Linked DNA regions of Mus musculus: regions 2 and 3 are each linked to region 1. A link is a loop called in an ENCODE intact Hi-C map of the cell type or tissue named here. Cell type or tissue: left cerebral cortex. All regions are shown on one strand. Region 1 overlaps Plaat1 (phospholipase A and acyltransferase 1). Region 2 has its middle 110 kb from the start of Mb21d2. Region 3 has its middle 48 kb from the start of Plaat1.

Evidence for each region. Peaks named below come from ENCODE experiments on the same cell type or tissue, not always from the same donor. Only the 100,000 strongest peaks of a DNase experiment are listed, where the experiment ranks them.
Region 2: it touches region 1 in a loop (2.7-fold over the local background); 2 of 42 quality-filtered maps call a loop at or near these places.
Region 3: it touches region 1 in a loop (8-fold over the local background); 4 of 42 quality-filtered maps call a loop at or near these places.

Annotation. Positions count from the first base shown.
Region 1 is chr16:29,212,557-29,220,556 of GRCm38, reverse strand. Plaat1 (phospholipase A and acyltransferase 1) reads right to left here. Exons shown (of 4, transcript NM_001357092.1): 2 at 2,807-2,945; 3 at 1-248. The coding sequence starts at 2,945. Among named protein-coding and RNA genes, the nearest start is that of Plaat1, 6.4 kb to the right of the region's middle. In left cerebral cortex, no CTCF peak of the experiment used is centred here; DNase peaks (open chromatin) are centred at 1,513, 2,251, 3,005 and 3,624; H3K27ac peaks cover 723 bases.
Region 2 is chr16:29,031,922-29,039,921 of GRCm38, reverse strand. No RefSeq gene overlaps it. Among named protein-coding and RNA genes, the nearest start is that of Mb21d2, 110 kb to the right of the region's middle. In left cerebral cortex, a CTCF peak has its summit at 6,362 (motif pointing right); a DNase peak (open chromatin) is centred at 4,209; H3K27ac peaks cover 524 bases.
Region 3 is chr16:29,157,844-29,165,843 of GRCm38, reverse strand. No RefSeq gene overlaps it. Among named protein-coding and RNA genes, the nearest start is that of Plaat1, 48 kb to the left of the region's middle. In left cerebral cortex, no CTCF peak of the experiment used is centred here; DNase peaks (open chromatin) are centred at 2,724, 3,407 and 6,004; H3K27ac peaks cover 1,391 bases.

The sequences.
Region 1 (8,000 bases):
TCCATAGCGCAGCAAGGTTACAAAATGCTCACAGTTGTTGACCAGCAAGTCATAGGCTACTTCCTGCCCAATAGCGAACTCTGACCGTTGTATCACCTCCTCCACAGGAAGAGGAGGGTATGTTGTGTCGTACTTGTTATTTATTCTGTATGTGTCATTTCCCACAACATCCTTCAAAAGCTGCATTTTCACCAAGGCCTTTGTGCTGAACACGGACTTAGCACTTGTAAATGATGAGCGAATGCCATCTGTAATGAGAACGTTGGTTGGTGGGGCTTAGCGATCTGGTCCACAGAGTACCAATGCCATCTAGGAATGAATGCTAGAGATGCTGGGGGAACTTCAATTACTCTCTTCTCCTTAGGCAGTAAACTAAAAGTGCTTGATCTCAACCACACACTGTGTTCTCAATTACATATGAGAAAAAATACAAGTTGCATGGAATTCTCTGCCTGTTCTTGGGAAGTAAGGCCTTTAATGATTGGTATTATGAGAGATTTTTTTTTGCATACATTTCTAACAAAGTAGGATTAAGATTATTGACCAATTATTCTATTGTGCCTGTTCCTTCTTAGCATCTGAACTCTTCCAAATGGATATCTTAGGGGTTAGGAGTGCTGTGTTCTGATTCTACCACCTCTCTGTACTTCTTCCTTCTTCATACACTTGCTCTTCCCTGGGCTTTAACGGAAGCCCACATTTCCTGCTGGAAGATCCTGTCTTCTTTCTGTCATTTCCTCTGGCCAGCAAACTAATGTCACAAACCTGAAGCTAACTTCAGTAGGCAGAACACAGATAGTGCCCCATTCTATGTTTTCCCTGCCTGAAGAATCCTTCAGTCTCTTCGCCTGAGATACCTCTACTGATAATCACAGCCTAGATGGCCAGGACCCTTTGTATCTGGGCCCATGATGCCAGTACCATGACTCCTTGTGGCTTGGCATATTCTGGGACCTGCTCTCTCTCCACATGTGCCTACCTTCTATGCATATCATATTCCTGTAACTCCTAGGAGGAAGGAACTCTACATAAACTGCCATGTAAGTTTCTCTTTCAGTTTTGACTTAAATCAAAATCGTTTTCCATTCCTCTTCTATCTCAGTCTCTTCAACAGAGCAGCAACATTCATCAGTTTATATTATAGACACTGGAAGTACACAGGAACAGATGTTGTATACATTGATATATGTCACACTTCTTTTAAGTGAAGTTTTATGTCACATATTGCACTTTAGACATTTTAAAATATTACATTAAGACCATCTCCCAAATAGTTAAACATGTCTAAAAGTGTGCTTTTAAAATTGCTATTATAGTTGCTTTATCTTATTATAGTTCCACCATTGCCTATTTCTTCCTCAAACTGCCTGCCAGAGCCAATCACTGTATTACATCTTATTCTTCAGAAATGGAGTTGTGGCTCACAACGGGCCAATTTAGAGTCATTCTCCATGATTTCTAAACTCCAACACAGAGAGAGCAGATTAGCTCTTTCCTGTTGAGTCACTGAACTGTAAGAATGGTGCCTCAGCTTGTGAGCTGTCTCTGTTTCTTTCCACAGTCAAAGAATGACAGCAACAGGCAGGAGAAGGAAGACACATGTGAGTCTGAAGGTCCTGATGTGATGACATTCCTAACCCTGAGGCTGTCCAAGGCCAGCTCAAGCCTTTCTGATGTAAGTCATGGACCTGTCTTTTTGATTGTTTGCTTAAGCTAGTGTTAGCTTTATTTCTGTGATATACAACTCAAGGATTCTAACAGACACAGATACCTCATACCTACTTGCTAAGTCATAAAGTGCTTAACCAGCCCCCTGTTGAAAATTAAGCCATTGTCTCGTTTTCTTAAATTTCATTAGACATGAAATTTGTCTACATTTTTAAATGTTTCCCCAGACTCCTGGAAGTAAAATTAGATGCAGAGTATAAGAAATCTTTGAAAACACTTAACACATACTGTGAAAGTGGTTTTGTGAATGGCATTATCAGTTTCTATTTCCACCAACCATATCCTTGTACCCAGTTCCCCTGTCTCTGCCCACACTGCACACTATCATTCTATCCTTTGCTAAAGAGATGGGTGAGAGATCAGTCCGTGTCTCAATCTATAACGGTGGATATAAAGTTGAAATATCTGTTCTCTTCTTTTGTCAACTGTTTTTAGCTTCCCACTTCGAGGCTTGTGTTCTTAGCTTTTGCTGCCTCTCCTCTGAGGCACGAGTTTCCCAGGGACAATGGAACTAGTTTTCTCTCATCTTCTGATGCTGCTTCCTTGCAGAACTCTCCTAACTGTAACACACCCCTCAACCCCTTTGCCCACTCCTTTCTTCCTAGATCCAGGGCTTCACCAGCCACCTTCCTCAGTTGGATTTTCTACATCCTTCCTAGCACGTCTAATAATTTGTTCTTCTTTTCTCCCACTGTCTGTGAAAGTATAAGTACCATTGTGTAGATATCTATATAGCTGGGCAGCCGCAACACCCAGAGAGGCATTCATCACATACTACACAACCTACGAGTAGCTGCTGAATTAAGTAAAATCACCCACATGTGTGAGACATAAGGACACAGAGTCTAGTCATGTTTGGGGCCAATGCCTCCCTCAAGTCATCATTAGGAATTTTTTAGAGATTTTAATTTTAATGTCTGTGGAATCTTTTAAATGACGCTTTGGTCTTTGAATATCATTTTCTAAATTAGTAGGATTTAGTTTCTGTATTTTATCTACTTTATGATCTTATCTGTGATTGCTACTAAATACAAAACAAGTTAAAATCTCCCAGGGGGCCCCTGGAAACAAATCTTACCTATAGGTGCAATGTTGATCACGTAGCCATCACCCAAGTACAGTGCCCAGTGCTGATAGCAAGGACGGAACACTTCAATCAAGTCTCCTGGGTGTGGGTTGTGAGGATAGGTCAGACTGAAGCAATCATTTACCGCCATCTGTAAGGACAGGCATAAAGATGAGCTTGCTGTTCCAATTCACAGGATGAGAAGCTGAGCAAGGGTTGGTTCCACATTATCAGAGGGACAAAGAAATTACCGAGATGACCTCTGGTAACAACTCAGACTCACAGTGCTCTCTCTCTCTCTGTGTGTGTGTGTGTGTATGTATGTGTGTGTGTGTGTTAGCAGTAAGGGTAGGAGGGGAAGCTCCTGCAAATTTCTTTACAATGGTGCTTACAAAGCCTGTTCTTTAAATCTAGAATTTGTTTGTAGAACTTCCTTCTGTACAAATTTTCAGTAATAATTAAGTTTCAAAATATTCCTTGTTTAGAACAGGGAGGAGAAATACAGGGAAAGCAAATGTATGATTATCTTACTATGCAAATGTTCTAAAACAAAATAACAAAAAGTATCAGCCCACACTTGCTTCCATAGTGGGAAGTAGTCAGGGATCCAGAGTCTAAGATCAGAATTCTTTGAGACTGTGTGATGTGCAGTACAACCAAGAAACATAAGTGTGGGTGGATGCTGAACACTGTGAACAGTAAAACATGTAAAAAATATCTTGTACCATAAAACTCACTCTGCCACTTTATTTTAAGGAAAGACAGGCTACAAGCCAGATGGATATCAAGCCAGACATTCAGGTGCAATGCGGGCTCTGGAACATTTCTTCCAAGTTCAGAATGCGCTCTGTACTGCAGCATGTTTAAGACTCTGGCTTCCACCTGCTACATCTCTGATGTCTTTTGTCCCCGTAACCATGACAACCAGCCCCACCCCATCCCTTACTGTGATTCCAGAAACAGTGAAGCAGACAAGGTGCAAGATGGGGAAGCTCACTGCATTGGTGAATGTGACCTGGAATTTCCAAGGTGGCAACATTTTTCTCCTTCTCAATCAACACCCTTTAGAAAGCACATATGCTTCTGACAGCTGGTCTTGCAGAGGTTGCACTTTCTGTGTAGTCACAGAAATAGAGTAAGTCAGCAAGAGGGAGTCACATGCATCTCCTCAATCAGAGGAAGAATAAGGACTGTACACATGCTGAGTCTCTAGTTGACAATGATGTTCCTTACCATCGTGCTGTCTTGCAACTCTATAGACTCCCCATCATTGAAATACAAATGCTAGAAACTTCCGACTCACTCACATAATAGCATAGGCTAAAGACATGGGGATACAGTTTTCCTTACTTTCTTGGTACTATAGAAGTCTTTCTTAAAAACCAAGTATTAATACTGGAAGGGTGTTTCCCTGAATATTTGCATGCTGTCTGTCAAAAATCTTCATTCATCACACTGTCACAGAAACGCAGCCAAATGTAAGCTGTCCATCTGTTGAAAAATAACTACAAACCAATTATATAAACACATTAAGTCTACCCATCTTCCTAAATATGTTAGAGTCTTCCTTTATATGGATGTTCACATTTTGTTCACTAACAGAAAACCAAGCAACAACAGTTAAGACAGGCATAATAATGTAGGTTGAGTTGTTTATCTCAGAAAGCTATTGAAAGCATTTCTTGTAAATTACAAGCTGTTATGAATATCTTGAAAAATAATCTCTGAATACCTTGAAAAAAACTATTCAAGTGGATAATAAGATAGTATTGTTTTCTATAAATCTTTAGATTGGACCATGTTGTATGTGTGATTTGGTCCCTGCTGTGCCTTTGAGACAAGATGTATGACTTTATGGAATGGGTGGTCTCACTGTAAAGATTCAATAAGTAACACACTTCAGTCTCTGGCATGTAGTCTGAAACATGACCCACAAAGTGTAGGTGAATTAGCCACATAAAGCCTAGTATGGTTTATTTTAACAAATGGTAGGATGATAAGCATGCCTGGACAATAACTCCCAGAGCCTAAGCGAGACCTCCATGTTAACATGTAAGGGGAAGTGTGGCTTCTCACGCTGACCTTTTATGTATCCTAGCAAATTGCTCCAAAAGGGCTAACCCTTTCCTAACTGTGGCTTCTGGAATCCCAGAGCATCTAGAAGTATAGCTTAAATAACAGCCATCAAGTCCTAGTGCAAAGCCCTTGTTTCTTAGGATAAAGAAAAGTGAGCTCCAAAAATAATTTCAGCAAATAAGAGTCATATGTCATCTCACAACAGATTTTCAGCAATTGGAGCTAGAGTAATTTAGTATCTCCAGTGGGAAAATATCCAAATATCACTAGTAGACATGAGAGGGAGGGAGAGAGAGAGAGACAGACAGACAGACAGAGACAGAGACAGACAGACAGAGATACACACATACATACACACACATACATACACAATGCCTTCACACATATACATACATACACACAAAGAAACACACACATACATGTACACACACAAACACACATGAATATGGGTAAAATAGGGAAAAAAGCCTTAGTATTGAGTTGGCAGAGTACTTATATTTACTCTCAAAAATATGACTTTATTCCTAATAGTTTCAAATAATTCAGCCGACCTTCAGTGGGAGAATGGCAACAAGTACCAGCACTCTCTCAATGTTCAAGATAGCTGAATAGATGTGCTCAACACACACAAGGAGGGTGCAATAGCTCGGTGGTGAAGAGCACTTAATGCTCTTGCAAAGGACCTGGGTTTGGTTCTCTGAACATACATCAGGCAGCTCTCTGGAAGTCCAGTTCCAGAGCATCTTTGCCTCTTTGGTCTCTACAGGCACACAAACTCACATGGGTACATGCACAGAGGCACACTTTTTTTAACAAGTAAATTAGTAACTCTTTCTAAAAGTAAGAGTTTTTTTTTTTATTTTAAAAAACTAAGGGGGCTGCACAGAGTTGCATCAGCGGTTAAGAGTCCTCTTCCAGAGGACCAGGGTTCAATTCCCAGTACCCCATGGCAGTTACAACTGTCTGGAACTCCAGTACCAAGGGGCCCAACACCATCACAAAGACAAAATACAAATGAGCATAAAATAAATCTTTAAAAATAAATAGAATAAAAGGAAGTGCCCGGTATTCACTTCTCTTCTACAAAGAACAAGCAGAGTGATCTGCGCAGAGCTGTGTTAGAGGCCGACGGAGAAGAGAAAGCACTGGCGATCCTCCCAACAGAGACCGTAGCCCAGTAAAATTCAGAGACCTGGGACCATAGCTAGAGAAGCAAAATACCCCAGCATCTGCCACCCCAGCTCTACAATAGAAAGGAACCAGTCTTCCTTTAGGAGGAGTGAGCCGAAAGGGAGAGTTCCAGCAAGCATCATCCATGTGGATGGTGACAATCCTAGCTACTGGATAGTCAGCTCACAGCCCATTTAGATTAGTAACCTAAACTCTGCATAGTAGAGTAGAATTATGCAAAGTCTGGCTTTAGAAAAGGGTTCCTTCCCAGGGAAGGTTCAGGGTATGGTGACAAGCACCCATCTTGAGATCAAAAATCCCTGCATACCCAATCTCTTGTATTACACAAACACACCCTAGCATCAGCTCGGCAGACAGCTGACTTTTGAACCAACCAAGGCACAACAGGGTAACTGTGCCTAATATGCAGGATGTCCTGCTCTGTAAGGGTTTGGTGCTAGGAGATTGGAAGTATTGCCTCTGAATACCAGGAGACCAACACACTTGCTCCATGAGACCCAGAATATAGTTAACCACATGTGGACTAGGGCCAGTGTCAGGACTGACACATGGTTCCCACAGGCCTTTCCCCAAGACCTGTATTCAGGAGCCTGTTATGAATAAGGTATGGAGCAGGCCTCCATAATTATCAGACATACAGGGGGCTTTCTAGGAGGGCTCTGGGTAACTCCATGAGGCCAGCTCCTACCTCAGCTATACACAGTCAAACAGAACCTGCTGAGAGAAGTGTACTCATCTCTGACCCCGGACCCACTCGCTGGCAGGAACAGTCATTGAAGCAGTAAAGAGAAAAACTGGAATTCTTACTGCTGTCTGGCTGCCGCACGGTCCATTCTGAATTTAATGTCACTAGGACTGGGCAAAATTACCCCCATAGGAGTGCAGTGGGTCCCACTACAAGAGTCCTGGCCACCATAAATGGTACAGTAGGCCCCAGTCCTAGCCACCACAAGTAGAGGTCCTTGCCAGTAACAGAATAGTTGGATGGAAACATGGAACGGATAGGAGTAACCCTACACTGAGGACCCCATGCCCTCTGCTGTAAAACACCACACCCATCTGAACTGCCAGAGTATCTCCACTCTCACAGCACATGGAGAGTACGGGTCTGAGACTCTGCCAAACATATGAACAATAGCCATGGAAGTTATAGGAAAACTATACTGCAGAACTCACCTGGAATCAAAGTCACTATCACAGGACAAACGTCCCACTCCAAGACACATCTTCAGAAGAAAGAGACTTACTAAGGGCACCCCTTAAAAGTGGTAGAGACACTGACCCAGCAAATGCACAAATCTCAAAGTAGAAGCACAAGCAATAGGAAGAAGGGGTAATAGGATATTTCCCTAAAAGAACATAATAATTCTTTAGCAACAGGTTTCTAAGAAGTTAAAATGGATTAAAAAATATCTTAAAAAATGGTTATTAAAAAATCTCAATGAGATCCTTACGAATACAGATTAACAGCTAAATGAAGTTAGGCAGACACTGCAGGATAGAAATGAGAATTCAGCAGAGAGTCTCAGGCTGAAATCTTGGACATGAGGAGGTCACTGAATCCATTAGATTATCACCCCTGAAAACCTCAACAACTGGCTAGACTTGGTGGAAGAAACAGTATGTGAATTTGAAGACTCTCTCTCTCTCTCTCTCTCTCTCTCTCTCTGTGTGTGTGTGTGTGTGTGTGTGTGTGTGTGTGTGTGTGTGTCTGTGTCTGTGTGTGTGTGTGTGTGTGTGTGTGTCTGTGTGTGTGTGGGGGGGGGGGCAGAATAACAGAAAAGATTAATATTAAAGGCACAGGGAAATCCATTCAATGAGATAACTGCCGAGAATGTCCCTCAGATCTTGAGGAACATCCATCTCCAAACACTTATCTGAAACTCAATGCAAAGCGGGCCAAGGACCTGAATATCACACTAGAAGTCATAGAAGAAAA
Region 2 (8,000 bases), 180 kb after region 1:
ATGTTGGAAGTTGATGTTTCGTAATCACGCAGCTAATTTCTCACAATGACAATAATTGTTGTGCATCTGTATGCTCCCATACAAAGCATTTCGATGCACATGCCTTCCTTTCTGTATTGCAGGGGTAAGCATTTGTTTCAGCTACAATCACATTCTGCTCTTAATGTAAACACCAGCATTCCATCAGCCTCACAAATCCACATACACCAGCACTTCAGAAAGCATCGGCATCTTTCTCTCCATTCCTCCGGGGAATTCATTTTCACATTGGCAATTTGGTCTATATTTTTAGAATTAAATGTACACTTCTCTCACACTGGAGTGAGAAGGAGCTTGCTCGTTTATCATTAAGCAGGCTGTCTGTCTCTTCAGACTTAAAAAAAGAAAAAGGCTGCTGTCCAACTCAACTTCTTTATAAAAGTCTTCCAAAATTTAGACCAAAGAATAATTACTTTGTTTCTGTCCATGACAGTGTGTATCAGCCTCTGTGTGTGTGTGGGGGGGGGGGGGTGTTTTAGGGGATGGAACAAGTAAAGAAAGAATTATATAGATCCTGCTGTCAAGTGGCCAATCTAGTTCTCTTGCTCTTGGTTCTATTGTGATTACAGTGTCTGTGGTCAACAATAAGATGTTAATGTCTAGCACAGGGTGAACGGTCAATGATCAGGACAAGTAGCAGCAGGGGAAACGGTCGGGGCCACTTGCATCTTTTCTTCTTCTTAGTTCAGCTTTGAACATTTGAGCCTAAAGCTCTTTATCAAAAAACCATGTCACCCAGACTGTGACTTGCTCTGATAGTAGCTTCTCACACGTGGAGGACACTGGGAGTGCCTCCCTGACCCATGATGGAATTTTGTCTGGGTGGATCGTCTGCAGCTCCTATACGGGTAACTAAGCTTCAGTAAGGTTCATATGAGCAATGGCCATGGCATACACAAAAGACAACGTTGTATGTCTCTCCTTTTAAATTACGTCCCTCAGCTTTTAAATTACGTCCCCCCTCTGCTGCAATTGTCCCTGAGACTTGGGTGGGGAAAGGTTGATCAGATAACCAGACTATGAATGAATACTCTGAGTCACTTATGCTCAGCATGCGGTCTACTTGTGAATCTCTGCATTAACCACTACCGAGTGCAAAAGAAAAAGAAGCAACGCTTCTCTAACCAGAGTTGAAAACATCATAGATCTATTGTCTCAAACATAATAGAAGGCAACTGGGCAATATGACTGTCTAGCAAAACAACAGTTTTCCTCTCTATAGCCTATAATTTCCTCATACATGGGAACATACATACATACATACATACATACTCCTGCAATCTAGTGCACATGCACACACACACACACACACATTGTACATAGGTCGTGTGTTTATAATAACAGGCATGGAATCCCTCCAGTTGAATTAGCCTCAAACCCAATCAGAAAGCAGTAGGTTACCCCCATAACCATTATATCACTACTATACCAAAGGTCATATCTTGCCTGGAAGATCGTATCACATCACATAGGGTCTAGCACTGGGTAAGACCATTGACGTCTTTTCCCCACCGTAGCCGATATAGCACCTTTCAGCACTATGGAAGCTAACTAGAAGTAGAGGGTTTTCTCATCAGGTTGGCAGTGACCTATCTGCATGCAGCAACCAAACTTTATGGTGTCTTTAAGAATAGGGATTTACCATCTAGTTTGGTTGGCAACCAAGGATGATGGCAGTACCAGTTGTTGTTTTGAGTGCCCCCGGGCCTGTCTAAATTCATAACTCATGAGGAGGCATCCAGTGCACAACACAGAGAGTTTCATTTATTAAATGTGGGTTATTAACCCACATCTCCTAGAAGCAGACACTGTTCACCCATACAGGATACCTCTGTTCTTCCTCCTTTTTTTATTACATTTTTGATTAGCTTATAAAATAGCGGGTTTCCAATGGCTTCTTCATATATTCTTAATTTTGATTAACTTAGCATTCCTTTCTCCTATCCTCTTGCACCTATCCCAGCTTAGAATTTTAGTGCTCTGGGGACTGTTTTATACATTGTTTTAACTTCCTTAAACATGTAGAAATGGAACTATCATGCAGTCAACCTAAACTGCTACTGAGTGCCCCCCATGGTGATGCAGTCAGTATGTCAAAAAGACACTAATATGGACACCTTGATTATCATAGCACTAGTCATATAGCCAACAGACAGAATCAGGTACGGGTCCATAAAGGGATGGCTGCATCAAGAGGTTTTTCTGCTTATGCATTAAGGATTATTCTCTAGCTATAAATAAGAATAGAATTGTATAGGATAGTATGTTACATGAAATAAACTAAGCACAAAAACAATTACCTCACGTTCTCACTCATATGTGGAAACTGAAAAAGTTGGTGTCATGCAGGGCTGGGGTGAAAGCTCAGTTGTCAAATCCCTTGCTGTACTATGAGAGAGACCTGCGTTCCACCAACAAAACCTATGCTAAAAAGCCAGGCATGGTTGAATGTATTTGAATTCCTAGCAGTAGGGGAGGTGGGAACAGAGACAGACTGATCCCTGGAGTGCTCTAACCTAACCCACAAATTTAGCCAATGAGAGACCCTGTCTCAGAATCAAGGTATCTTCAGAAGAATGATACCTGAGGCTGACCATTGTCTTTATATGCACACACATACACATACATACATGCACACATTCACACACACATACATATACATGTACACAGAGAGACACACACAGACACACGCACATACATACACATACATGCATATGCATGCAGACACACACACACATACATACACACACACATACACACACAAACACATGCCATATGTGTGCAGACACACACACACATACATACACACACACATACACACACAAACACATGCCATATGTATGAAGTAAAGGATAGGATAGTGGCCATCTTTAATATAGGAAGGAGACGAATAAGCCAACGCAAACTGGTTGTATAACATGTATCAGAATATAATTACATAAGAGTACAGGTGCTCATATTCTACAGCACTAGATAGGATGGATAGGGTGAGCACAGTTCACAGCAATTTAGGACTTCTTTTAAAAAGAGCTACAAGAGAGGAACTCAAAGTCTCTAACAAATAAATGATAAAGGAGAAAAAATGCTAACTGCCTGATTCAATCATTACACATTATATATATATATATATATATATATATATATAGAGAGAGAGAGAGAGAGAGAGAGAGAATTATCATACTCTACCTCTTAAGTATGCAAAATTATTATGTTAATGAAATATCTTAATGAAGATACAACATAAAATACTAATACAAATTAAAATGAAAAACTTTATGAGTCCCTTGAGTAGAGAAAGCTATATATTTTTCTACAACTACTTTACTTTTAATTTTTTAAGTTTATTCATTTTATGTCTATGAGGGTTTTGACTTGTGTATTTCCATGAACCACGTGCGTAAGTGGTGCTTACAAAAGCCAGAATTAGATAACAGATCTGGACTTGGAGTCAGATACCTGTGAAATGCATGTAGGTACTGGGAATTGAACCCAGGTTCTCTGGAAGAGTAGTCAGTGCTCTTAATCACTGAGCCATCTCTCTATCCCTAACACCTATTAATATTATTAAGCTGTTTAGAACAGCTGTTCTCAACTTGTGGGTCTTTAGTCCTTTTTTGGGGGGGTTAAATGATCCTTTCACAAGAGTTACCTAAAACCATCAGAAAATACACATATTTACATTACAATTCATAACAGTAGCAAAATTACAGTTATGAAGTAACAACAAAAACAATTTTATGGTTGTAGGTCACCACAAAGGGTTGCAACATCATGAAGGTGAAGAACCACTGTTTTAGAAAGTGCTGTGTTACCTGGGTGTGGTTGTGCACACGCTTAACCCTAGCACTCATGAGGCAGAGGCTCTGTGAGTTTAAAGCCCAGGCTACAGAGTGAGATCTTGTCTCCAAAGGGAAGAAACAGAAGCAAGGGAGGAAGGGAAGGAAGGAGGGAAGGAGGGAAGGACGAAGGAAGGGAATATGAAGTAAGACATAGATCCTTTTCCCCAAGGAACTTAGGATCTAGGGCTGAAGATTATATAAATGAAAAGAAGTCACATTACAAAGGAAGTACAGATGGGTTTTCTGTGGTAAGGAGCTGACTTCCAGCTGGGAAGAACAGAGAATAGCTCCGAGCACAGGCCTCATTCTACCTGATATAGAAATGTGAAAATGAAGCTCAATGCCAGCAAGCAAGCACGGACACCCACATGCAGCCACACACTCTAGGAGAGTTCTCAAACCACCACCATTCAAGGACGGGTAGGAACCATGTGTCTTTAACAGGCTGTATTATTTCTCTGACCTTGTCTCCTATAAAGTAAAGGGAGTGGAGTATGTGTAAGGCTTGCCGGTGAACTTGTCAGCCATTGGTCACCCCCTTGTCTTCAGCTCTGGTAAACTCTACAGGCAAAGAGTTAGCATGTGATTTCCAAAGAACGCTGTTCTATATAAATAGACATTGAATCCATGTACAATTAAGCATCCGCTAATAAAACTATGCCAATTATATTCTCGGGCAAGTACAAATGAAGTAGCATTAAGTGAAACTCTAAGCTAAGAATTATTACATACACACTGTAATTCTCATCGTGGTTAGATGGAGAAAGACTCAAATGAAACAAATAGCTGTTTTAAGCACAATGGTTAAAGGTATAATTTCTTGTGAAGTCAATTTAACAATAAATTCTTTTTCTAATGGAAATGCCATTGTATTTCCATCTCATTTAGAGTAAGCATCCAAACCGAGCAGAGAATAAAGATTCCTCCCATGTGATCTCATCTCCCCCCTGCGGGGGATGGGGGCAACCAGTTCATGCAGATTGTTAGAATACGTTCAGATTTTTAATGCATATACTGTTGGTGGGTAGTTAAACATTTTTCTCCATAAGTGGAGCCATGTTCTTTATCCAGTTCTATAATCATAGTTTTGTTTTTAATGTGACTAGCTTGTTACAGTGGAATAAACAGCATATTCTTACAAAACCTTCAAACAGGGAATAACAAATTCAGAGTCAATGTTAAAGTCGAAATGCAGATGCAACAGAGAATTTTCTTAATTGCTATCAAGGTTCCAAGCAGGTGGTGCCCTGTGCAGCAGCCTAGCCACAAGGACTTGTCCTCCAAGCTTGGGAGAGAGGTCAGTGAGGGAACTCTGACTAGGTTGGGGGGAGGGGACCATTCCTTCAGCCCCATCTGTCATTTTGCGCCTAACCTGTCAAGACAAGGCCCAGTGGAGTTCTCTATAATGAGAGAGGAGGGAAGGTGCCGCTTTTTAAATTAATCAGATGTGGCACCCACCGAGTCCATAAGTGAGGCGCACAAAGGTGGCGCGCATAAACCGCCAGAGCCACAGCAGCCCCCACAGACTTGCCTCCGATGCTCTGCTTTCCCGGGCCCACTGCAATCCCGCCTCACCAGGTCTCCCTGCCCGTGTGCCTTCCCTCCCGAGGGAAGCATCTCAGAGAGAGGAGGTTATTGTCTCATTATCTTTGTGTCGTTCTAGCCAACAGGACTGTGGTTTTCCTGTGGTCACATGGCAGGCAGTGCTGATCCATTAGAGCTAGGCGGGCTGGGAAGGAGGGGAAAAGCCAGCTTGCTCTGCTCTCCAACTGCTCTATTAATGAAGTACCGTGAGATGGGAGTGGGGCAACAGGTGATGCTCTCTTAGAGATCAGAGCCTGAGGGATAGATGGAGGATGCCAACCTTGAGTCACAGCATCTGACAAATGCTCTACAGAAATACTTGCTGGCATAGGCCCCTAGGTTTGGAAGCCTGTGTACACTGTTCGCTGTAGGTATGCCATGGTGAGGCTCCTGTGTGCATGACACTTGTGATGCGGTGTGATAATGGAAAACTAAGCAAAGCCCCTTAGGTTATAGAGCCTGAACTTCTTCAGTAGATGCTGATGTGATCTGGCAAGATCCTCTCCCATTTCTTTCACAATTCCATCATATTTCTTCCTTGACTCTAGCAGGACTTTTGACTTTCAATCTGTGGCTCTCACACTGTAGGTGGTGACCCCTTTACAATTCATAACAGTACCAAAATTACTGTGGTAAGTTGCAACCAAATGGTTTTATGGTTGGGGTTGGGAGGTCACGACAACATGAAGAACTGTGTTAAAGGATTAAACATTAGGAAGGTTGAGAACCATTCCCCGCTGCTTTAAATGTTTGTGTATCTGTAACTCTTTTCAGACTAACTTTGTTTCCCTGTGGAGATGGCTGCAGATGCAGAGTTTACGTCCTTCTGGGGATAGTCTTTGTCCAGTGACAGACTGATTAAGCCTTATGAAGTCCTGGTGACTCCGCCTCAAGGGGGAGCAATTTAATAGTTATTTTATACTTCCAAATATCCTGTGGAATCAGGCTGAAGTTGATATCTCCCCAGAACGCCTTGGCTTCCTTCTTCCTTGCCCTCGTCCTGTTTCTCTCCACTCCATCCAGTGTTCTTCTGGGAGCACTTGAATAACTCACACACATGCTGGTCTCAGCTTCTAATTCTAGGAAACCTTCCCTGGGACAACGTCACACAGAATGACAGAGGCAGAGGCAGCAGTCTCTGCCAGTGAACCTCTGTAAAGTGCACATGATCACAGCCTAGGAGTGAGCAAGATGGTCCCTAGCAAGCTGGAGGTGCAATTAGAGTCAAAAGAAGAATATGAAGCAGATGAATGAATATAGGACATGGAAGAAGGAAAGGGAAGAAAGTTTGGTTTAAAAAAGGGGGGGGGGGAGAAACCCATTCTCTGTACAGCCCTAGATGCCCTGGAACTAGCTCTGTAGCCCAGGCTGGCCTTGAACTCAGAGATCCACTCGCCTCCGCCTCTGCCTCCGCCTCTGCTTCACTCTCCAGCACACATGCATTTCAACTTCTAACGTCGTTTCTGATTTTAAAGGCATGTGCCACCACCACTCGGTCCTGGAAAACGTTCTAAGCAAGAATGAAAGCCACTAGTTTCTTACTCGGACTCTATAAGAGCTTGGAGCTACTGAGGAATTGCATTCTAAACATCACAATCTGATGGATCTTTGCCCACCACGGAGACACTGAAGGTTTGACAGCAGAGTAACATGATGGGAACAGTACCACTGGAAGGCCTGTATGGCAAAAGCCTGTAGACGATCCTATGGAATGTGCAACAGGGACACAGCCACGTTAAGGAGCTGACACATTAATTAATGGATGAAAGAGCTGACACAGCACAGGGGCAAACAGCTGTATTAAAGAGGAGTCCTTCTCTGGAGTCATCGATCGTTGCCATGGCCACCCACCCTTGTCCTACCTTCCTTTTTATAATGTAACCAGAAAATTAAACTCTGGTTTAAGGAGGTCTAACCTCAGTTCTTCACTATTTGACAACAGAAGTGCTCAATAATGCATTTATAGAAAACTAAAAGGTAAAACCCACTCATCTAATGCATTTATCTGCAGGTTTCCTCCTGGGTAGCATGTGGCCTTTAGTTTTGATGAATCCACATGTGTTGTCTCTGAAACCTGTGATTTCCTCCCCTCAAATATCTTGGTGTCACTGCGGCTGCACTGTCCTGCTGATGCTGATTATGCCACGCTGTGCCAGAGGCACTACATGAGCCAAGCCACTAACTACTGAGACCCGACACAAAGGTCCACAGGCATCACTAAACTGCAGGCAGAGCAAATAGGTCTCACACTGCTAATTCTGGTCAATTACTGCGTAGAATTCTAAGGCTGCATGAGGGTTGGGAGGAAACGCTATAAGCAATTAATTATATTTGCTATAGGTACAAGAGTGAAGAATGATAGTATGTCAGGGATTTACCCTTTGTTCTAGAGGACCTTTTCTCTTTTTTGGCTACATATATTGCTTTACAGATGAGAATATAGAAGTCTAGGGACAGCCTTACCCAGATTTACACAAATATGACAGGGACAGTGCTTCTTCCAGGCAGATTTTCAGTAGAAAGAAGCTAGCCAAAGTG
Region 3 (8,000 bases), 55 kb after region 1:
CATCTTATTTCCCCTTTGGGGAATTTATTTTGTTTTGTTGAAACAGGGTCTCAGCTATCCCAGGCTGACCTTGAACTTGTTGACCTTGAACTCCCGATGTTTTCTGCTTCTACCTCTCAAAGACTGGAAATGCAGACCTGAGCACAACCCCCCCCCCAAGGAATTTTTTAATATTGTTTTATGATCCTTATGTTCTGAGCAGTGAAGAGGGTTTGCTGTTCCTCCAAAGAACCGGAGTTCTGTTCCTAGCACCTGTTGCGTGACGTACAGCACGTAAGCCTCTAAGTCTAGTTACAGGAAATCCTGGTCCCTGCAGGCACTCACACAGGTGGCACACATATAGGCATGCATGCTCACAAGCACATGAACACACACACACACACACCCACGTGCACACACATACATTTTTAAGAAAAGATTCTTACACTGCCCTCTGGACCTAAGATGCACTGCGGCCAGGATCTCCTCATTACTTATAATCTGAAGCCATCCTTTCTTGAGTAGTCAGCTAGTAAATAGGCAATGAGAAGAGCACTTTTACACTCGGCTGTACAGCAGATTCCATTACAGAGCGAGGTTTATCCTGGGGCTTTAGTCATTGCTATGACTATATTTAAATATTTTTATTATCATTATTGTGTGCATGTGAACATTTATGGTGCCAACGCAGGTGTCAGAGGATGTCATTTGGAAGTCAATTCCTCTTTAATCAGGTCATCTGGCTTGCATTGAAAGTTTCTTTTGTTTTGTTTAATTCATTGAGCCATCACCCGCCCCCCAGGCCCGGTGAATCTACTTTTATTTGTCATCTACAGAGAAAATGGCCCTGTGTATATACTCTAAGGTCGATTTTATAGAAGATTCTGATGAATCTATTAAAATTAAATTTATGTGGTTATTATTTTTTAAGATTTATTTTCTATTTTTATTTGCATTGATGTTTTGCCTGCATATATCGGTATGGGGTACCAGGTCTTCTGGAACTGGAGTTACAGAAAGTTGTAAGCTGTCATGTGAGTGCTGGCAATTGAACCAGGTCCTCTGGAAGAGCAGCCACTGTTTTTAACCCCTGAGCCATCTCTTCAGCCCTCCTACTAAACAGTTTTTAAAGATAAGCTTCACTTAGACTTTGTTGTGCTTTACTCTTGACATTGGATACAGCTCGGGCTCAGAGAGAATACTGGCTATAGTCACAAAGTTCCTTAGAGAAAATGAAGAGACTGTGCTCGTCTCTTCTATTGGCCAATTTTGTTTCCTCTGTGTGTGTGTGTGTGCGTGCGTGCGTGCGTGCGTGCGTGCGTGCGTGTGTGTGTGTGTGCATGCTTGTCCATCCATGTCCACTCACTGCTGGGTATGGCCTCTTGGGGAGTCAGAACAAGGGGAGTTTGATTGAGCTTATCCCATGCTGTCGCAGGGGTGGGTGTCAGGCTTCAGCGCCTCTCTGAGACCCTGCTCTGGGATTAGGAAAGTGCAGTTTGAGATGTGGGAAAGCTGAACTGGTTCGAGAGTCCCTGGGCCTATGACGAGGCTGGGGTCATCTGGTTTTCAGAGTCTTGGACATCAAGTTGTTACCGGGAGTCGCAGAATTGCAGAGAACAGAATGGGGGCTCACAGGCTGGGAACAGTGTCTACCATGGCAGCTGAGGGAAAGTGCAGCTTCCAGCTTTTCCCAGCAGTGTCCTTAGCTTGGTGGAGGCAGGTTGCAGCTAGGAGCACAGAATGGGCTTCTATGGAAAAATTAAGCTATGGATCTGTAGAATGCCTTCTCCATGCCCCCCACCCCCCACCCCCGGCAGATCTTGATGAAGGAGACAGTCCATAGTTCTAAACAGTTTATTGGTTGTTCATGGTGGAAAATGGATATATAAAAATGTCCATATCCACTTATCAATGTGGGCCTGAAATTAAATACCTTCTGCCGGGAGGAATGTCTAGGAAGGAAAGCTTATTGGCTAAGTCGTCTGGGCCTCTAGGTACCTCAATAGCATGGAGAGCTCTGCTTTGGACCTATGTGACCATAGGTTTCTTTATGTGAGAAGTATGGAACGTATTCCAGGTCAGGAGTCTGTCAGGGAGCTGGGAGTTGCCTAAGCTTCAGGTATGTGCCCACTGCATCTCCAGGTCTCAGCCTGGAGACTCTACCAAACATTCTGGCATGGTTTTCTGTCCCACACATGCTGTCTGATTATGTATAATGTATGTGCACATTTCTGCATGTGAGCATATGTGTACATGAACGATGGTGCATGTGTGGGTCGGAGAGTGGACTCAAGTGGGGTTCCTCACCTGTCTTGGTTGAGACAGGGTCTCTGGTATTTAGGGCTTTATGTGTCAGCATTGCAGGCTTCTAAGCTTCCAGAACTTTCCTTTCTCTGCCTTTCCTCTTTCCACAGGAGCGCTGGGGCTCCAGATACTTCAACCACCACCAGCTTATTCTTCACATGGGTTCTAGAGATTCAAACTGGTGTCCATAGGTGCAGGGCAAACATTTTACCCACTGAGCCATCTCTCCCGTCTCTCTTTTTTTTCTTTACTGAATTAAGCTGTAGCACCGATAAGCATACGTGAGTTATGGCTTTTAGTCAGACTACCCAGAAAAATACTTTTAAGATTTTGACTTTGATTATTTTAAGCACTGGAAAATCCAACCCTTGGCAACATCCAGTATCGTGCAGAAGGAGGTTGTGCAATGACTGCGGAGAGCACAACGGGAATCCTTACTTCATCCCCTGGGCAGCCTAGGCCCGTCCTTCAAGCAGATGACTCTAAGTTTGGCCAATAAACAACCATCTCCAGCAACAAGAAAGTCATACAATGGCCATGCTAACAGGTGAGTGGGGCCATGTGGTCTTCCACCTTTGAGAGAGAACACATTTGTTGTCACAGGGCAGGAAGTTGAGGCCCAATTAAGGGCTTGGCAACCAAGCCTTGGAGACCTTGTGGCAGCAGTGGGAAAGGGGAGGGTGTGGCCTTGCGGTGACATGGCCGAGCAGAATTTTATTAACTCCACTAGTTTAGTAGTTGACAACTCCTCAGATGAGTGGGCTGCCAACAGTGCTTATGTGATTTCATAGGCCCTTGAAGGCTGCTTTATGTTACAGCCTGAGACTTTCGCCCTGGGCCTGGACCACTATTTAGTAGTTCACTTTTAACATCCATGGCTACAAACTTCACCCTCGAATCTTACCGCCTCTGACAGTTTCTGAATTTGTCACAGGACACTAACTCCTTCACCCCTCTCCCCCAGGCACCTTGCTTCTTTCCCCATAAATATCACCAAACTATCTTTGGGGCTGTGCATTTGAGATTTGGGTCGCCCACCTCCACTCTTGGCTGACTTGCAAACAAACCTTTTCTCTCTTGCAAACCTGGTTTCTGTGAGTGGTGCACTGTGCACCAGACAAAGCCAGCCTTTGGTCTGTGGCACTGTGGCAGACAGTGCTGGGAAGCAAAGAGAACTAGCAATCTCCCTGCCTTCTTCAGAGGCGTGATATTACATAACCCAGTTGCCTTCCATACTCCCAAGTACACAGTCTCTCTTAAGAAGAGAAACATAAGGAAGGGAGAGTCAAGTAGAGCATTTTTTTTTTTTTTTGCCTGAAAGTAGAAAATTAACTGGAAGACTATTTAAATCATTGCCTAGAATGTGGTTTTAAAACTTTGACATATTCTCAAGCACACAGTAGCACTTTGTGTGCAGAATAAAACCCATGTGCATTCAGGACCGTTGAGAATCTCTCGCTGAAATGGCATCTTTTTAACCACAAGTAATTCCATGTGTCATATTGCAAAAGAGAACAAGGAAAAGAAAATTAATAACTATAACTATTAAAATGGAGGGAATGATTGTTCGCAACGTGCTAACATTTTACTCTTGTGGTCCCCTGAAATGTCACTAATTGTCACAACAGTGTCCTGCAGAGCGAAAGCACAGCATTCAGAACCACACGGTGTGTGCTGTTTTATCATTTCATTTGGAACACGCTCGTGGCCTTAATTATTCTCAAGATTACACTGTAGTCATTTTGTAGAATATGCCTCTGTTTAGATTCCTGTGTTGTTGGTTTTTCAATTAGACTTGAGGTACTCTTCTCTGGCAGAAAAAACCTGCAGAGGCAATGCCATAAGCCTCTCACCTGCCTCTGAGCTGACGCCACACTATTTTCAATCTGATGCATTACCTCTGATGTCCACATCGATCATTTGATTAAAATCTGCTGTGCTTATACATTGTAGGGTTACAGTTTTCCTTTAAAAATCATTTTATTATTTGATATGTATGGGTGTTCTGTCTTTCTGTCTGTGCACCGTGCGCCTGGTACGCTGGGTAGCCAGAAGACTTCAGATCTTCTGGAACTGAAGTTACAGATGTCTGGGTGCTAGGAACCAAGCCCAGAACTTCTGGAAAGACAAGAGCTCTTGACCCCTGATCCATCTCTCCAACTCTCTCTCTCTAGTAAAACGAATTTGTGGTCTGGGTTCTGAAACTATGAACACATGTTGGTTTTCCATATAATTCTGTTATATCAATTGATTCTTTTCAGACATTTTTTCCACAAACCTTTTTTTATTTTTGTCATTACATATTTTGATTCTTTCTACCTTTTTGATGGCCAGTCTTCAGACACTACCTCCATTTCCTAAAAACATTAGGTGCCTCAAGGCTGTGACCTACCTTGTCCAGCTGATGCCACCCAGTAGTTTCAGAAGTAAATGGTTCAGAGAGGAAAGAGGGGAAGAAACAAAGCTGACAAAGTTCAAAGCTTTGACAACCAAGCTGATCTCTGCCTTTGCTCTCCTACCCACTGTGTCAGCCTTCATAGGAAAAAAAATACTGACCCTCAGCTGATGTTAATGTAGGCAGTAGCAAGAAGGAACTTGGAAGTTTGTTCCACCATTGCTGTCCAGAAGTTGCAGTAAATATGTCCCCAGCAACCAGAGGTTTTGTGGGTTCTCTGTGACAGTTATTCCTTTGTCCCCTTTTCTTTATCCCCTTGCCCTATGTAGTAACAAACCTATCTGTAGGGAGCCATTCTGGACTTCCTGGTCAGCAGGATGGAAATCTGCTCCAGGCAGTAGACAAGCCCATATTTGGTGGATGGCTCCCCCTTAATCCTTGATTGGCTGAGCAAGCCTGCCTGGTGAGGTGATGTGACCTGTGGTGATTGGGGGGGGGGGGGGGCGTGGTTGTGGCTGGAGTGAAAAACACTTGTAACCAGAGAGGCTGGGGGATTTGAAAGTAGCTGCCTGAGTAAACTGCTTAAAGAAGAACTGGTGGTGGTTGCATATTTCTTGCTGGTCGAGTGGGATGCGACACCTATCAACTAGAGCAGTGACAAAAATCTGTGTCAAGGCCTTTGAAGATGGAAAATGTAGTGGAATTTTAAGACTTTTCTATAGTTGGCTCTGGGAGTGGGTACAAGAGGAACCATAGACAAGTAGAGAGACTATGGAAAGGCTGACGAACCTCAGTTTCTGACATCTGGGGAAAAGGGAAAGATAGAGGAATACCTGGGTGATCTCACAGCTTAAGAAGCAGTCACTTGGCATCTTCTCCACAGAGGTTCACACTGTCCCTGAAAGGTGACAATACTTGACCCTTTCTCCTTTCAAAGATACTACTGTTTCTACATAAAAGCATAACTTGAGTATCATAAAAGTGTGGCTTTGTTTCATCTTTGGGACATGATTTTCCAGGTTTTACATTTCTGATTTGTTGTAATTTTTTACTAACTATGTACTTTGCAGTAATAGAAAATTATAAATCTGAAAGAAATGTGTCAATAGTAAAATTATGGATAAAGAACCAGATATTTTATTTGGCTATTGTGCCACCCTATTCCATACTGGGGTGTAGTGCTGCTTTCTGTAAATGAGGAAATCTTGGATGAGTTACTAGGGAGATGTTTTATTTAGGCATGCAGTTCAGCATCTGCTGTTAGATGATGATGACATTTCTACAACATGGCACAGGTCCCTGTACCTCTTCCTAGCTTTCCTTACAGACACAGTCCTGATCTGACTCATGTGGCACAGGGTAGGGCAAGAGAGGTGGGTTTCAGCTCTTCCTTGAACATGAAAGTATAATGTTAACCCACACAAATCCTATTTTATCACTTTGTCTTGGGAAAGAGATGAAATGACCTGTAAATAGTAAAACTCCTCCAGTTTGCTATTCTAGGAGCTACACAACAAGTGAAATATTTTTCTCAAGGCCATTAGTAAATGAGCAGGAAGAGTTCCCTTCCAGCTTCCTTACCAAATTTCATCTACTAAGCCATGGAACTCTGTGTAAATGAGTTTCTAAAACTGAGGTAATTGGGGTTTATTAAATTACAAGGTAATATTAAATTAAGAAATTCAGAGCCAGAACTGGCCATCTTTAGTAACCTGCCAAGGATCCCAGTGTGGAACCAGGACACCAATTGAGCCATAAAACCTTTGACCTCTACCTTCTCTGCCGGCAAGATGTCCTGGGGCAATGTTTGTAGCCAGTCTTTGCTACTTTCTGAGTTCTTCTTTCTCTCATTCTCTTTCTATCCTTTCAAACCCCTAGTACTAGATAGGAGAGAAAAGAGGATAGAAAGGAGAGGAAAGAGATGCCTGTATAAAGTCAGAGATCAGAAGCGGGGCAATGTTATTGTTAGATTACTTCCTGCTGATTATGGGCACTGAACTCCTTGGGGCAAGTTTGATGTTCACGATCAGGATATCAGATTTCTTCCTTTTGTTGTTTCTTCTTTGCTTACCAAAATACAATCAACTACAACCAATAGCAATCAAGAACAACCAAAAAACAACCAACCAACCAACATCCAAGGAACAACTCACCCTGCCTCTTGGTGAGAGGCGTTGTTACATTTATATACCCTCTTAAGGTCTCCAGAATTACAATTGTCACACAATCATAGAATCTACAGCTGGCAAAATCATGCCCCTGCCATAGCACTAGGCAAAGCATAGTCTGCTGCCGTGAACAGTCTGAAGTAGCCTCAAATCCCACATCGGGGATCAAAATAAAAACATACGCTCATAACATTTCTGTGTTTTACAAAGAAACCAAAACTCCAAAACTGTCACTACAAATGGTGTCTCAGAGTTTGTGAGAGTAGCCATCCAATAACTGTTCTAACTTGAAGCCCAAGCCATGAGAGGGAGCCCAGGCCCAAATAATGCCTGGAGTCTAGAAACCAGAAGCTGGGTGACTCAGATGATTAGAGTAGAACCAAACAAAACTGACCAAAATAAAAAGTCAATGAAATGATTCCTAGGAATATTCTGCTACACGCATACATAGATGCCCAGCCCAATCAACATCAGAGAGGCGTCCTCCAGCAGCTGATGGGAATAGATGCAGAGACCCACACCCAAATATTAGATGGCACTCAAGGAACCCTACAAAACAAGGAGAGGAAAGGTTTTAGGAGCCAGAGGGGTCTAGGACACTGGAAGAACAAATCAACCCACAGAATCAAGTAAGCAAGGCTCATAGAGGCTCACAGAGACTGAAGCAGCAATCATCTGCATAAGTCTGAGCTAGGTCCTCTGCATATATGCTGTAGTTGTTCAGCTTGGGGTGTTTGTAACACTTCTCTAAGAGCTGTAGAAGGGGTGTTTCTGACTCTTATACTTGTTCTTGGGACCCTTTTCCACCTATTGGATTGCCTTGTCTAGCCTTGATGTGAGGATTTGTGCCTAGTCTTTTTGCATCTTCTTTTGCCATGTTTGGTTGAGAGCACTGAGAGCCTGTTCATTTCTGGAGTGGTACAGAGGAACAGTGGATCTGGGGAAGAGAAGAGATAGGAGGAAGACTGGGAGGAGTGGAGGGAGGTATTGTATGAGAGAAGAATAAATTTCTAAAAAGGAAGAAAATATATATTAATGCATCATTATTTATTTGTTCGATCAACACTTTCTAGAAATGATTTCTTACTTGCTAAACATTGTTTAGCCGGTGAGGATGATAGTCGCATTAATGCTCTGCCCTAGAGGGAGAATGA